2 separate regions of the Homo sapiens genome follow, and region 2 is linked to region 1. The links are chromatin loops, found by intact Hi-C in ENCODE. Cell type or tissue: heart right ventricle. All regions are shown on one strand. Links, peaks and the distances in the headings refer to the core of each region. The heading gives the core; the rest is flanking DNA.

Region 1 (6,537 bases), core at 1,006-6,005:
AACATCTAGGACCATATGACTCAGCCATTCAACTCCTGGGTCACTTCAAAGTAAAGAAAAACTTAAGGCCATAGAAAAATCTGTACGCAAATGTTCATAACACCTTTATTTTTAACAGCACAAAATGGAGACAACCCAAAGTTCTCCCAACAGAAAATAGATAAACAAACTGTGCTATATTTATACAATGTAACACCACTCAGCAATAAAAAGGAATGAAGTATTGACATATGCAATATGTATCTCAAGGGCGTTATGCGAAGTGAACAAAGCCAGTCCTAAAGTTACATACTGCGTGATTCCCTGTATATTGCATTCCTGAAGAGACAAAGTTGTGGTGATGGAGAACAGACCCGTGATGGCCAGGGGTTAGGGCTGACATAGGATGTGACAATATATTAAGAAGTGGCACATGGGATTTTCATTGTGGTGATGGAATAGTTCTGAATCCTGATTGAGGTGGTAGCTACATGATTCTCTACATGTGATAGAACTTCATAGAGTTATTCACAAAATTCCCCCAAAGTTAGTGCAAGTAAAATCCAAACAAAGTCTGTAGTTAATTGTACCATTGTCAATTTCCTGGTGTTGCTCATTGTACTATGATTATATAATATGCTGTCACTGGGGAAATTTTCAAAGGTACATGGGAATGCTCTGTACTATTTTTGTAACTTCAATGTGTGTCTAAAATTAAAAAAAAAAACCAAGATGCAGAACAATGTATATAATATCTGACTTTTTATATAAAAAAGCAGGGTAAGAATTTGTACTTATATTTACTTCCATACCCCTAAAGAAACTCTGGAAGTTAAAATAGATGAACAATAGTTATTGAGAGAGGAGACTGGTTGCAAGTATAGGCTGATGTTGAGAAGGAGGATTTTCTCTGTATATCTTTGATACTTTCTGGTTTATTTCTTTCAGACCCACTCCTAAGGAACTTTCGTGAGTTTTGAAGCATGTTTGTGGTTCTTAATTTGTTTTTAATTAAGAAAAAATGAACATGGGCTTTAGAGTTATGTGTAGCTATGTCTGAATCCCTGCCAGTATTTACTGGCTGTGTTACTTTGTATAAGTCAATTCACCGCTCTGTGCCTTGGTTTCTCTATCTGTAAAGAGAGCCTATAATAAGAGTGCCTGTCTCATAAGGTTATTATGAGGATTAAACAATCTAAAGTGTGTAGGGCATTTAGAGTGCTCCTACCTGGAAATATAGTGGTGTGTATTCTCTTCCCATCTCCCCATTTTGTAGAGATTGAAACTGAAGCAGAGAGATAGAAAGGCTGGTACAGGCCAGGCGCGGTGGCTCATGCCTGTAATCCCAGCACTTTGGGAGGCCGAGGCGGGCAGATCATGAAGTCAGGAGATCGAGACCATCTTGGCTAACATGGTGAAACCCCGTCTTTACTAAAAATACAAAAAATTAGCCAGGCGGTGGCGGGTACCTGTAATCCCAGCTACTCGGGAGGCTGAGGCAGGAGAATAGCGAGATCCTGGGAGGTGGAGCTTGCAGTGAGCTAAGATTGTGCCACTGCCCTCCAGCCTCGGGGACAGAGTGAGACTCTGTCTCAAAACAAACAAACAAACAAAAAAAACAAGGGCTGGTACAAGGTCACACATGGACAAACACCGGAGCTTGAACTCAAATCCATGTCTTACTCCAAAGCCCACATTCTTGACTTCTACACGCTCTTGCCTCGATTTCCCACTTGATAGTTCCTTCTCTGAGTTTCTGGCTGGAAAAAGGAGGCAGGAGAGGAGGCCAGCCAACCCCTAGCACAAATGTACTGTTTCCTCCAATCTCCTTCTTGTACCTGAATGCCACGGCCACAACAGGTAGTGGCCCTGGGAAGGGGTGGGGTCATGGTCATGCCTTAGTCAGGCACTGGGTTGTCAGGGTCAGCATGTTCTCAGGGTGTCCCCTGCCAACCCTACAATCAGGGCCAGCAGTAGAGACAGAGCAGTGATGGATCCCAGTGCCAGAACATCTTTTAATAAAATAAATTCATTTTAATTTCTAAATGGTAATTCCTATTTTCTATTAAATGAATGGCTTTCTCAGTACACCTTGAGCTGAGTGCATGATGAGGTGATGGTGACTCTCAAGCCTTGGGATTTGAGGAACTTGTACTGCTGTAGCCCTATCCTCAGGATGGGGGCTGGTGGGAGGATTTGCCCCCGAGAGCCTGGGTGATGCTCTCAGAGAGAGGGAGAAAGGCAGAGCAAGTCTGGGCCCAGGGTGGAGCTAAGGGGCTTCGACCTCACACGGTCCTAGCTCCAGACATGGCTTGGCTATCAGCTCATGGTCTCACCTTATGCCAATTGTTTCTTCCTTCCAGGATTCAGTTGCCTGTCTGAACAGTGACTACCATGAACTCTACATGCTGTCTACTTCTAACCCTCTTTGGCCTGACTCCAGCTTCAACACCTGGAAACATGGCAAAAAGAACAGGGGGACATTGGCTTGGACTGGAGCCACGTGTCAGAGTTTGACTCAAGGATAGTTGATGTAGAATGAAGAGAATGAGCAGGGAACAAGAGGTATAAATGTGCATGATGTTTATTCATTCAACAAACATCATTTGAGCCCCTGATTTGTAGTGTACCTTTTCTTAGTTGCTTTGGATACAGAGCTATATAGTCCATGCCAATCCAGTGGCTTCAAGTTGGGGGACAGATGAAAAGATTGGTGCCAGTGGCAAGGGTTGCAGAGAGAAATGCACAATGTACAGGGAGCCAGGAGGCAAAAGGATGGGAAGGGAGAGAGGCCCAAACCTACCACTCACCTGCAGGAAGACATTGTTTCTGATGTAGAGGTTTCACAATGGAGGCACATGGACCAAATTCCAGCATAGATATATTTGGCCTTAAGAGTGTGTTAAAAATTATAAGCTTCCAACTATGAAAATCAAGAGATTTTATATTAAAAATTGGAACTCTGCTCCTGAAGACCCAACAGAACAGGCCACATTCCCACAGGGGTTGGTTGGAGCCCAGTAGAGGTTGACCCTTAGGCATGGACTTCCTAGATCCCCAGCCTCATCATTCTCTACAGAAGCCCTGGCCTGCAAGTCCCACTTGCTTACTTTGCCTTTTCAACTTTGCTAACGTCTGAGTTTATGACTGCTAGACTTGTGAGTCCTGTAAAGGGTCACCAGCATGGTGGCTGGACCCATTCTGGGTGGGGTAGATGAAGGCCTGCCACTGGTGCCCACTCCCTGGAAGCCGTTTTATGCTTCTGATCATCATAAACACAGTCCCAGGCCACACAGGAAAGATGAGAAGCATCCCCCCAAGCCCGAAAGGCCCCCCTTCCCAGATGCAGAATCCAATTCAAACAGTTTTCCCTTTTTATTTGCTCATCTGAAAAGTCCTCCCAGATTCTCCTTCTTATTAACAACCTGCACACCATGCTGTGCTTAAAGTTCAGAGCGCCATAGGATACGGAGCCATAATTAATCTCAGTCCCTGAGTTCTAGAAGACTTAGAGCAATTATAATTTACTGTCGGAAAACCAATTTGGGGAAGCGGTGGTGTTCGCCCCCTGATCAGGACGCCACCAAATGCCACTTCCCGTCCACATGCTGCCTGCCGGGGGAGCAAGACCTTTAGTCTCTGCACCTCTGGGAGGTGTCAGAGTGGAGAAGACAGGAGGAAAGAAGAGGGAGTGGGTGTCGGCACAGGCTGGCCTGACCACTGCCAGGCACTGCCTCTTTGCTGGCTTTGTCACCCTGCTGTGGACACCTCTTCTCTTTCAATTTAGTTCAATTTCACAGTCACCCTCCACATCCTTTCCATGTCCCAGGCAGCGTTTGGCTTCAGCAGATGCCAAGGCCGGTGTTCCCTCTTCTGCCCTTACTCCTTTCCCGGGCCACTGTCAAACTTCCAGCTCCACAGACAGACGTTGCCTTTTTTCACTTTATTTCTTTTCTGCTCAAGGTCAGATTGTCATATCATCGAAATGACTTCGAGAGGACTGGGTCCGATGGACTCACCAGGCATGGTTCCAATTATCATTCAAGGGACAAGAGTGAAATGCCATGGTTCAAATGAAAACACTCACATCCACACAGGGTCAGGTGCACACACTGCTGGACGCAGCTGTGTGTTTATGGGCCTGTCTGCCCGGCCGCCCTGTGCTGGCCATGGGCCAGAAGCCACGTCCATTCCTCTACCAGACCAAGGACACGGCAGGAGGCCCCACGCAGGGTGGGCAGGTAATAAGTACCCACCAAGAGGGTTAACTTAATGGAAACACAGATATACACCAGTCTATGTGCAAATATAAACATCTACAAGGGAATGGGCTGATGATGACATTCATTCACTCATTTATTCATTCGCCCATTACTGACAGGTACCTGGACCTATCTAAGTCTTGGGAATATTGAAAGGAATATATGTTTGTTTTTGATGCCAGTTTAAACGTATCTATAATGCAGTATGATAAGAGCTCTACTAGAGACTCATTGAAGGTGTTATGGGAACACACAGGCAGGGCCCAGGCTATCCTGGAGTAGGTGATATTTGAGCAAGACCTGGATTCCTCTGCGCTTGTCTCCAGTTCTGCACTTCAAAGTTGTTCTGAGTTTATCGGCTTTTGTGCTAGTGTCTTTTTAGAGAAGGGACCCTGTCTTAGCAATCCTTGAATCCCTATCATTTAAAGTAGTGCCTGGCATGCGGGGTAACTTGTTTGGAACATGCACATAGGATAAATGAATAGTAAGCACTTTCTAGGCAAGGAAAGTGGAGCGGGGCACACCTGTGGAAGGGCAGCATGGAGAGGAGGAAGAATGCAGGGCTGCAGGTAAGGACAGGTACTAAGTGCCCCAAGGGCAGGGGCGAAAGGAAACGTGGCCAGTGCCGGAGTGAAGACGAGCTAAGCACACAGACCAGCTCCCAGGGGCACAGTAGGGTTACAGATTCTGCTACCTCCAGGAACAAGGCAGACAACAGAAATGAGGACAGGAGGAAGACATGAGACCATAGGGAGTGTGGGGCCCATGGAGAACTGAAAAGCACATGACCCTCCAACAGCACTGAAATGCAACATTAAAAGCACACCATTGGCACTCACCTGGAGTCTCAGCTGCTCGGAAGGCTAAGGCGGAAGGATTGCTTGAGCCCAGGAGTTTGAGGCTACAGTGAGCCACGATGGCACCACTGCACTCCAGCCTGAGCAACAGAGCGAGACTCTGTGTCTAAAAAAAATAAATAAATAAAGTAAGTGCTGTTAGCCAATCAAAATATTTGGGACATTGGGTGAGGTGCCAACTCTTCTTTCTCCCTGCTTAGTGCTGTACTGAGGGTTGTGCGGTACTGTGGAAAAAGTCCTGCCTGGAGTTTCTGGAGAACCAGAAGCAAATGTCAGATGCACTGCTCACTTGCTGGGGGAGCTTGGCCAAAGCTCTTTCCCTCTATGTGCTTCAGTTTACTCATCTATTTGCTTGCCTGTTCTGCCCACTTGCCAAGTTGGTTGAGGTGATGGATGCTCAGTGCCCTCTAGATACTAAAGCTCAGGTACCTGAGGGGCTTTCTTCCTGAGAATTAAGCCAGGCGAAGTCTGGGCTCCCCATGGAAAGAGGTGGTCAGTAGGGGACAGACAGCCTTACAGCAGATCTCCTGCAATGTCTCGCAGGAGACAGGGCTCTGTTAGAGCAGGAGATGCCCCTAACTTGAGCAGAAAAGGGGACTTTATGCAGCTGGAGGGACTGGGGCACAGAGAGTGGCTGGAGTGGCCCTAGAGGAGATTCTGGAAGAGCCAGAGCTGCTAAGAGAGGATGGTAGTAGGGGGTGGGGGGCGGGGCAGGGGACACTCCCATTAGCAGGTGGCTGAAGGCTTCACCTGAAGCGTGATTTCCTGGGACATGGCCAAAGCAGGAGCAGCATCTGAAAGAGGATGGGCAGAGGGTGGTCAGAATGATCTGAGACAGGCCAGGTGAAGGGTGGCCAGAATGATGGCCTCCGCAGGCCTGGTACAAAGGGTTGGGTTGGAATTATCAACTCTATGGCTACTCACAGCCAGACCCAGAGGCCCCATGCACTCCTCCTCCCCGAGGTCCGGGCCCAGGGCTTGTTCTTTCCCCATCCAGGGCCCTGCCTGGTTCTCGATGGGGCCTGGAGGGACTCCTAGCACAGCCCTAGGACTGTCTGTGGGCACTGTTAGGTGGGTGTTATTATGGGATTCCCCTGCCCCCAGGGAAAGCCAAGGATCTTGGGTGATGTCTGCTGAGAGGGCCCTGGCAACCCTAATTTCCAGGCCTCTCATTGTGCTGGTCCAAAGAAAGAAAAGGACTTGCTTAGGGTCTCCCATCTCCTTAGAGTTGGAGTCTCTTGGGCTTTGGTTGGGCTGGAACTCTCTGTTTAACTCTCAAGTGTTCAGGAGTGGAGGATTCAGAGCATTGCAGGGCTGAAAGGGAACTTAAAACTGATTAAGTCTATCTCTGTTCCTCCCAGCACTCCCATTGGAGATCGGCTTTTCTTCTTCTCTGTAGTTTAAAACTCCCCACTGCCAGGCTCAAGCCTGAGGTGACC
Region 2 (6,537 bases), core at 750-5,749, 110 kb before region 1:
GATTCTCCTGCCTCAGCCTCCCGAGTAGCTGGGATTACAGGTGCCCACCACCATGCCTGGCTACTTTTTGTATTTTCAGTAGAGACGGGGTTTCACCATGTTGGCCAGGCTGGTCTCCAACTCCTGACTTCAGGTGATCTGCCTGCCTCGGCTTCCCAAAGTGCTGGGATTACAGGCATGAGCCACTGCACCCCACCCAGCTGCTACTCTTATTAATTAGCATTATGGGCCTCTGCCTGGAAGCCCCAGTGTCTTATTGAATGTGGAAGGCCCTTAACAACCTGGCTTTTGATTTCCTCTCTTGCCTTAACCCCCCTTCCCCATCCCTGCTTTCTATGTTCCAGCCCAAATGATCTTTAATTGTTTCCTGAAATGAGTTCTTCCCTCCAGACCTTTGCCCATGTTCCCTCTATCTTTCCTTTGTACAAATTTAGACCTCAGTTCCCTGGCAACCTCCCCAGCCCATGATGGCATGGAGGGTCCCTCCTGAGAGCCATCCCTCATATGCACCCCCAGGATCTCTATTGCCATTGCTTGTTTACTTGTTGTCTACCCAGCAGACTGTGAACTCCAGGCAGCAGGGCAAAAGTCCCCAAGTCTCTAGTACCTGGTGCAGGTCCTACTTACTGGAGGTTCCCAGGGAATCTTAGCTGAATTATCAGAAGGATGAGTGGTGTCTGTCAGTATACAGTTAGTGTCTAATGAGTGTGGGCTAACTGCAGTGGGAAATTAGGGCCCAATAAAGCATGGTGCATATTTGTGGGAAGTGGTGGTCAGGAAAGGTTTGCTGTGAGAAATGAGGCCATAACACGTCCTTGGGAGATGCTGCTCAGGCTGAGAGAAGGGAGAGGCATTTAGTTGTCCTCCATGAATGTTTATTAAAGTGCCTGACTTACTTAGCAGGCTGCCCCTGATCTCAGGAAGCCGTTTACCCATACTATGTGTTTGGGGAGCTAGATCTCAGGTGGAATTTACATTTGAGACAAATGTATTGTTGATTGACATGGAAAAAAGCTGTGGGAACTGGTGCTTCAGAGAGAGAGTGATACTTGAGCAGGGCTGTGAAGAATGCATAGGAGTTCATAAGGTAGGTAAGAGAGGACGAGCAGCATGTGCTGAGAGAACAGACCATGAGAAGCCATTGAGGGAAGAAACACGTTTAAGGAATGTTGGAAAGTATGATAGGGCTACATTCAAGGTGACAAGATGAGGCGGTATATTACCAAAATGTGTGAATATCAGGCTATGGAGTTTGGACATTATCCCACAGCTCATTCCTTCAGGTATTTATTCCACTAATATTTACTCAGCACTTACTATATATTAGACTGTGCTAGGTACTGGGCACACCTCAGTGAAAAAATAAAGGTCTTGTTCCCTGTCCCTGTGGAGCTTAGAGTCTAGGAAGGATCCAATGAAAATGATCAAGCAGTAAGCAACATAGTCAATCCAGGATCTTAGGAAAAATGAGTTCATAGTAGCTGAAGTGGAGGATGGATCAGAAGGCAGAGGTGAGGAAACAGGTCAGAAGGAGGCTGGAAAGCGCACAGGCCAGAGATGAGTGTCTGAGCCTGGGCGGTGTGGAGGGGATGGAGAGGAGGCGACGTGTGATAGATCAGAAATGGCTGCACATCGTTGCTGCTCCTCCTATCAAGAAATAGAGTCTAATTTTTGGCCCTTGCATTGAACTGCTTGATCAGTAAATAGAATGTGGCAGAAGTGATGTTTGGGACTTCCAAGGCTGAGTCATAAGAAAGCACACAGGTTGCTTGGGATCCTTGGAACACTCCATGTGGAAGCCTTGAGCCCCCATGGAATCCAGTTACCCCAAGGCTGCCACGTGACAGGTGCTCTGGAGGACAGTTTCAGTGGAGCTCTGCCTTCCAGGCGTCCCCATCATGATGCCAGACATGCGAGTGAAGCCAACACAGGGCTTTCAGAAGGGCCCATCCACCAGCTGAATAGTACTTGAGTAGCACCCATGCACGCCATAGGGACTGGAAGATTTACCCGGCTGAACCCTGTGTGAATTCCTGATCAACACAAATCTCAAGATAGAATAAAATCGTTTTCATTATCAGTCACTAAGTTGTAGAGTAGTTTAGTATACAGCAACAGAGAAACTGGAACAGAATGGAAGACAGAGGCCCTCAGAAGGCAAAGCCAACAGGGCCTACCCTCTAGATGGAAGGAAGAATGCCTGTCACTAAAGGCGGCGTTGAGGGATTGGGGCATTGACATTGGAGTTACCAGATTTAGGAAAATAAAAATACAGGATGCCCCGGTGAATTTCGGGTAAAGAATGAATACATTTGTAGTATAGTATCTCCCGTGTTGTATGGGACATACTTATACTAAACACTCATTGTTAACCTAAAATCCAAAGCTAACTGAGCACCCAGTATTTCACCTGGCCACCTGGTCCAAGTTGGGGAAATGATCTGTGTAAGGGCTAGAGGTGGAGATCTAGGAAGACATCTAGGAAGCCTGAGAGATGATGGGGTGAGGGGCCCTGGGGTCAAATGTGTAGGGTCCGGGAAGCCCAGGCAGGGGGCAGACTGTGCCACTGGCCGTGGAGAGTCCATGTGGGTCCATGTGGGAACTGGAGCATGTTCCCTTGGCAAGTTTCTTGGCTGTGGCTGTGCCTGGGCCCCCTCTCAGGAGCCACACTCTATATGTGGTGCTAGTGACCGGGACAGGCAAGTGCAGCCCTCTCTGCCCTGACGCGCCACCTCCCTGCAGCATGTGAGGAATGTGGCCTGCTGAGAGCTCCCTGCATGGCTGTGGCTGGGTGCCCAGGCTGCTGTCCATCTGCCCTGCGGAGGCATCTCCTTCCCCATCCCATCCTGTTGGTTCTCCTTGCAGACTGCTGTCCCATTAAATCCACAGACTTCTCCTCCACATCTTCAGAAATGCTGACACACGAGCACTGTCTGGAGACTTGTCTGCTGGTGGTGTGTGGAGCGCTCCCCGGAGCAGGGCTGGGCTGAGGTGGCAGAGAGCTCTCCTCCCTCCTGCAGGGCCTGGGGCTGGGGGACTCCTGGCACTCTCCACTCTCTCTTCTGTTCCCAGCCTCCTGGAGAGCCAGGCCTTTTCTAACCCTGGGAAGCCCCCGGGAGAGGTGCATTCAGGCTGCTACTCCAGGGTCTGCTGCTTCTGTCCTGTCTCTCCCCAGACCCTCACAATAGCTGTGTCTGACGTCTCTCACCTGGAGAGGAAGCTGTCCTCCTAAGTCTGCATGCAGAGCCGCAGCCACCTCTGAGCTAGGGGAAGTGTGGGGTTCTGGCCTGGGTTGGGAAGTCCCTCTTATGGCCACACCTCTTCCCTTGGGGCTCTGGCTTGGAGTCCCTTTGAAGCAGGCCTTTCTCTACAACCTCCTATGGCTCCCCATTGCCCATGCATCAGCCTGAATGGCCTGGTTGGCCTCACCCTGCCTACCCCAGTCTGCCCATCACCTTTTCTTCCTCTTGACCCAGACACACCACCCTGGTTGGCAGGAACCTTCCCTCTGCACATCCTCTCCCCCAGCACTGCTCAGACTCCACTTCTTTGTTGGGAAACCATCAGACCTACTGTGTGCTGAGCACTGAGCTAGGTGCTCTAGGGGACACCATGTGATTTGGATGAGGCCCCCCCCTTCAAGGAATGAGGGGTTCCCTTGAGAAGACAGGGAGGTACGGTAGACAGATGGGCAAACCAAGTCAGAACTGGGTGTCTTCCCTTCTAGAGTCAAGAATCTAGAGCCGATCTCTTCAATGCTAGCAAGTGACTGAGTGACCATGACTGAGTGCCCCGAGGTTTCTGAGCCTCAGGTGCCTCATCATGAACTGTAGCCAATGCTACTCTTTTCCTTCCTACCCCACAGAGTGTGAGAATCAAGTGAGACAGCAATTGCGAAAGCTGGGCAGCAACATGTTTCTTAGTGGATAGGGATTATTTTTGTCTGGTGGAGCACATCTTTGTTTATTTGTTTGTTTGTCTGAACATAAAGGGCTGCTCTGCAGAAGCGGAGGACAAATGGTTCAACTCCAGCTGGGTGAGTTGAGGCAGGTTCCGTGGAGAAGGGTCACTGGAGGTGGGACTGAAAGAGCACGAAGGGATTTTCCATGAAGATGAAGTCAAGATGGGGCAGCGAGCGGTGGGAAGGGCGTTTCATTCTCTGCAGATGGCATGTGCAAAGCCACTGGAGAGCAACAGAGCCTGGCATATGTGGCCACCCAGGCTGACACCCAGGGTGTGTGAGGAAGGGTGAGACAGAATGGGGAGCCCAGGGATGCTGGAGGGAAGAGGTCACCCTGGGGTCAGCATGGGAAGGCCTTTGCCTGCCAGCTGAGGAGTCTGGACTTCATCCACTTGACAGCGGGGAGCCAAGGAAGGCTTTTTGCAGGAGTGACACGGTCAAAGGCATGCCTTGCCCCTTCTTGATGCCGTCGTAGCTCCTCTCCCTTTTTTCAAATTTTGCCTCCTCTGTGGAGTTTTCTCTAAATGTTCTGAGTCCCCCGACTCGGGGCACAGCTGATGCTCTTGGGGCTGACCAAGGAGGGGGTTGCCTCCTGTCTGTCCTTCCCCGGTGCCAGCCTGAAGCCCAGTGCTGCCTAGGTACCTCATGTCCTTCACCGAATCTCACTGACTGTCCCAGTACGCATAAACCGTGCTCCTGTCTCTTGCTCTGTGATGTTGGCATGAAATACTCAGATGCCACCACAGCAAGGATTGACCCACATCTCTGGGGTCAAACCAGCTCGGAGGGGCCAAGTCATGTCTCGATTTGATTTTCCTGGATTAGAGTCAAGCTCAGTGACTGTAACAAAAACAGCACCCCCTCCCTTGGTTTAGAAGAGTTGTCATCCCTGGATCTGGCGGCTCTGGGCTGTTTTTATTTTTAACAACCAGAGTTGCCTTGTGGCTGGAGGTGAAAAGCAAAATGCATAGAGAGCAGAGAGGAGGCTGTGTCTATGGGGTCCCTATGGATGGGGGCACAATCATCTCACGAGCGCCTTGGTGACGTCGAGGCTGCACCCTCATTCATAGCCTCCAGGAATTCTCTATGTAGATCTTAAAGTCCCAAAGGGTACTCTGGTTCTATTCTTAACTCTGTAAGAATAAGGGGGATACTTATAACTCTATAAGTATAAGGGAGAAACTGAGGCCCCATGTGGGATGCATCAACTCAGATCACACTGGGGGTCAATGGCAGAACCGGGAGTAGAACCGTGCTTCTTGCTTCCTGGTGGGTGCATTTTTTCCCGGCCCCAGCTTGGTTCTATGTATGGGGACTAAACTGAGTCAGGGAGAGCTTGGAGGGGAGGTGCTGGAGTTGAGATAGAGCTGGAAGAAAGGGAGCTTCAGTGACAGACACCGATGCAAAGCTGGGACAGAGCTGCTGGGGAAGATCTGGCTTAGATTTGGCCAAAAATTGTACACTGCTCATTTTAAATGCTGTATGGTGTGCCCAGTTCAGCCACCCATCCGCTGGAAAGGGTGGAAGGCAACACAATACTTTTTTTTTTTTTGAGATGGAGTCTTGCTCTGTTGCCCAGGCTGGAGCGCAGTGGCCCGATTTTGGCTCGCTGCAACCTTCACCTCCTGAGTTCAAGCAATTCTCCTGCCTCAGCCTCCTGAGTATCTGGGATTACAGGCGTGTGCCACCATGCCTGGGTAATTTTTGTATTTTTAGTAGAGATGGGGTTTCACCATGTTGGCCAGGCTTGTCTTGAACTCCTGATCTCAGGTGATCTACCCAGCTCAGCCTCCCAGAGTGCTGGGATTACAATCGTGAGCCACTGTGCCCGGCCAATACTTTCAAGATTTCCTAAGTATGGAAGGAGGAGCCACCCTTAGGCTCCGCTTGGAGCACGGCTGGAGAGGATAGCTGGGCATGAGCTGGGTATCCACTGAGTGCCAGGCATCTTTCTTACCTCCACCTATTTCTCCTGAGCACCTAGTCAGTTCTGGGTGTTGAGGGTATGGATATCAAAACAGAATCCTACACTTTATGGAGAAGACACCCATCTCGACAAGCACTGTTTTTTTTTTTTTTTTTTGAGATGGAGTTTCGCTCTTGTTTCCCAGGCTGGAGTGCAGTGGCAGGATCTCGGCTCACTGCAACCTCCACCTCCTGGGTTCAAGCAATTCTCCTGCCTCAGCCTCCTGAGTAGCTGGGATTACAGGCTAATTTTTTGTATTTTTAGTAGAGATGCGGTTTCACCATGTTGGCCAGGCTGGTCTTGAATTCCTGACCTCAGGTGATCCACCTGCCTCAGCCTCCCAAAGTGCTGGGATTACAGGCGTGAGCCACCGCACTGGCCTAAACAAGTACTTTGAACAGAATGATCTTATCCCCTAGCACAGCATCAGCCTCAGGTGGGAGGAGGGGTAGTCAGTGGAGGCTTTCTGGAAGAGGAGGCGCCTGAGATCAGTCTTGAAAGACGAGAGAATTAAGCAGACTGAAAATGGGGCAGAGTGCTGTCAGCAGATGAAACAGCGTGAACAAAACCAGGGAGGCATGAAGCTGTGTGAAGTGATTATTGCCTTGTG

Evidence for each region. Peaks named below come from ENCODE experiments on the same cell type or tissue, not always from the same donor. Only the 100,000 strongest peaks of a DNase experiment are listed, where the experiment ranks them.
Region 2: a loop joins it to region 1, with 1.8 times the contacts of the local background. A loop is called at or near these places in 7 of 110 quality-filtered maps.

The regions. Positions count from the first base shown.
Region 1 is chr10:78,867,321-78,873,857 of GRCh38, reverse strand. No RefSeq gene overlaps it. Among named protein-coding and RNA genes, the nearest start is that of ZMIZ1-AS1, 200 kb to the left of the region's middle. In heart right ventricle, for the core only: no CTCF peak of the experiment used is centred there; a DNase peak (open chromatin) is centred at 3,887.
Region 2 is chr10:78,978,330-78,984,866 of GRCh38, reverse strand. The region is part of intron 5 of ZMIZ1-AS1 (ZMIZ1 antisense RNA 1); the gene reads left to right. Among named protein-coding and RNA genes, the nearest start is that of ZMIZ1-AS1, 86 kb to the left of the region's middle. RefSeq lists a silencer at 2,415-2,606 and enhancers at 3,286-3,365, 3,845-4,345, 4,346-4,846. In heart right ventricle, for the core only: no CTCF peak of the experiment used is centred there; a DNase peak (open chromatin) is centred at 2,754.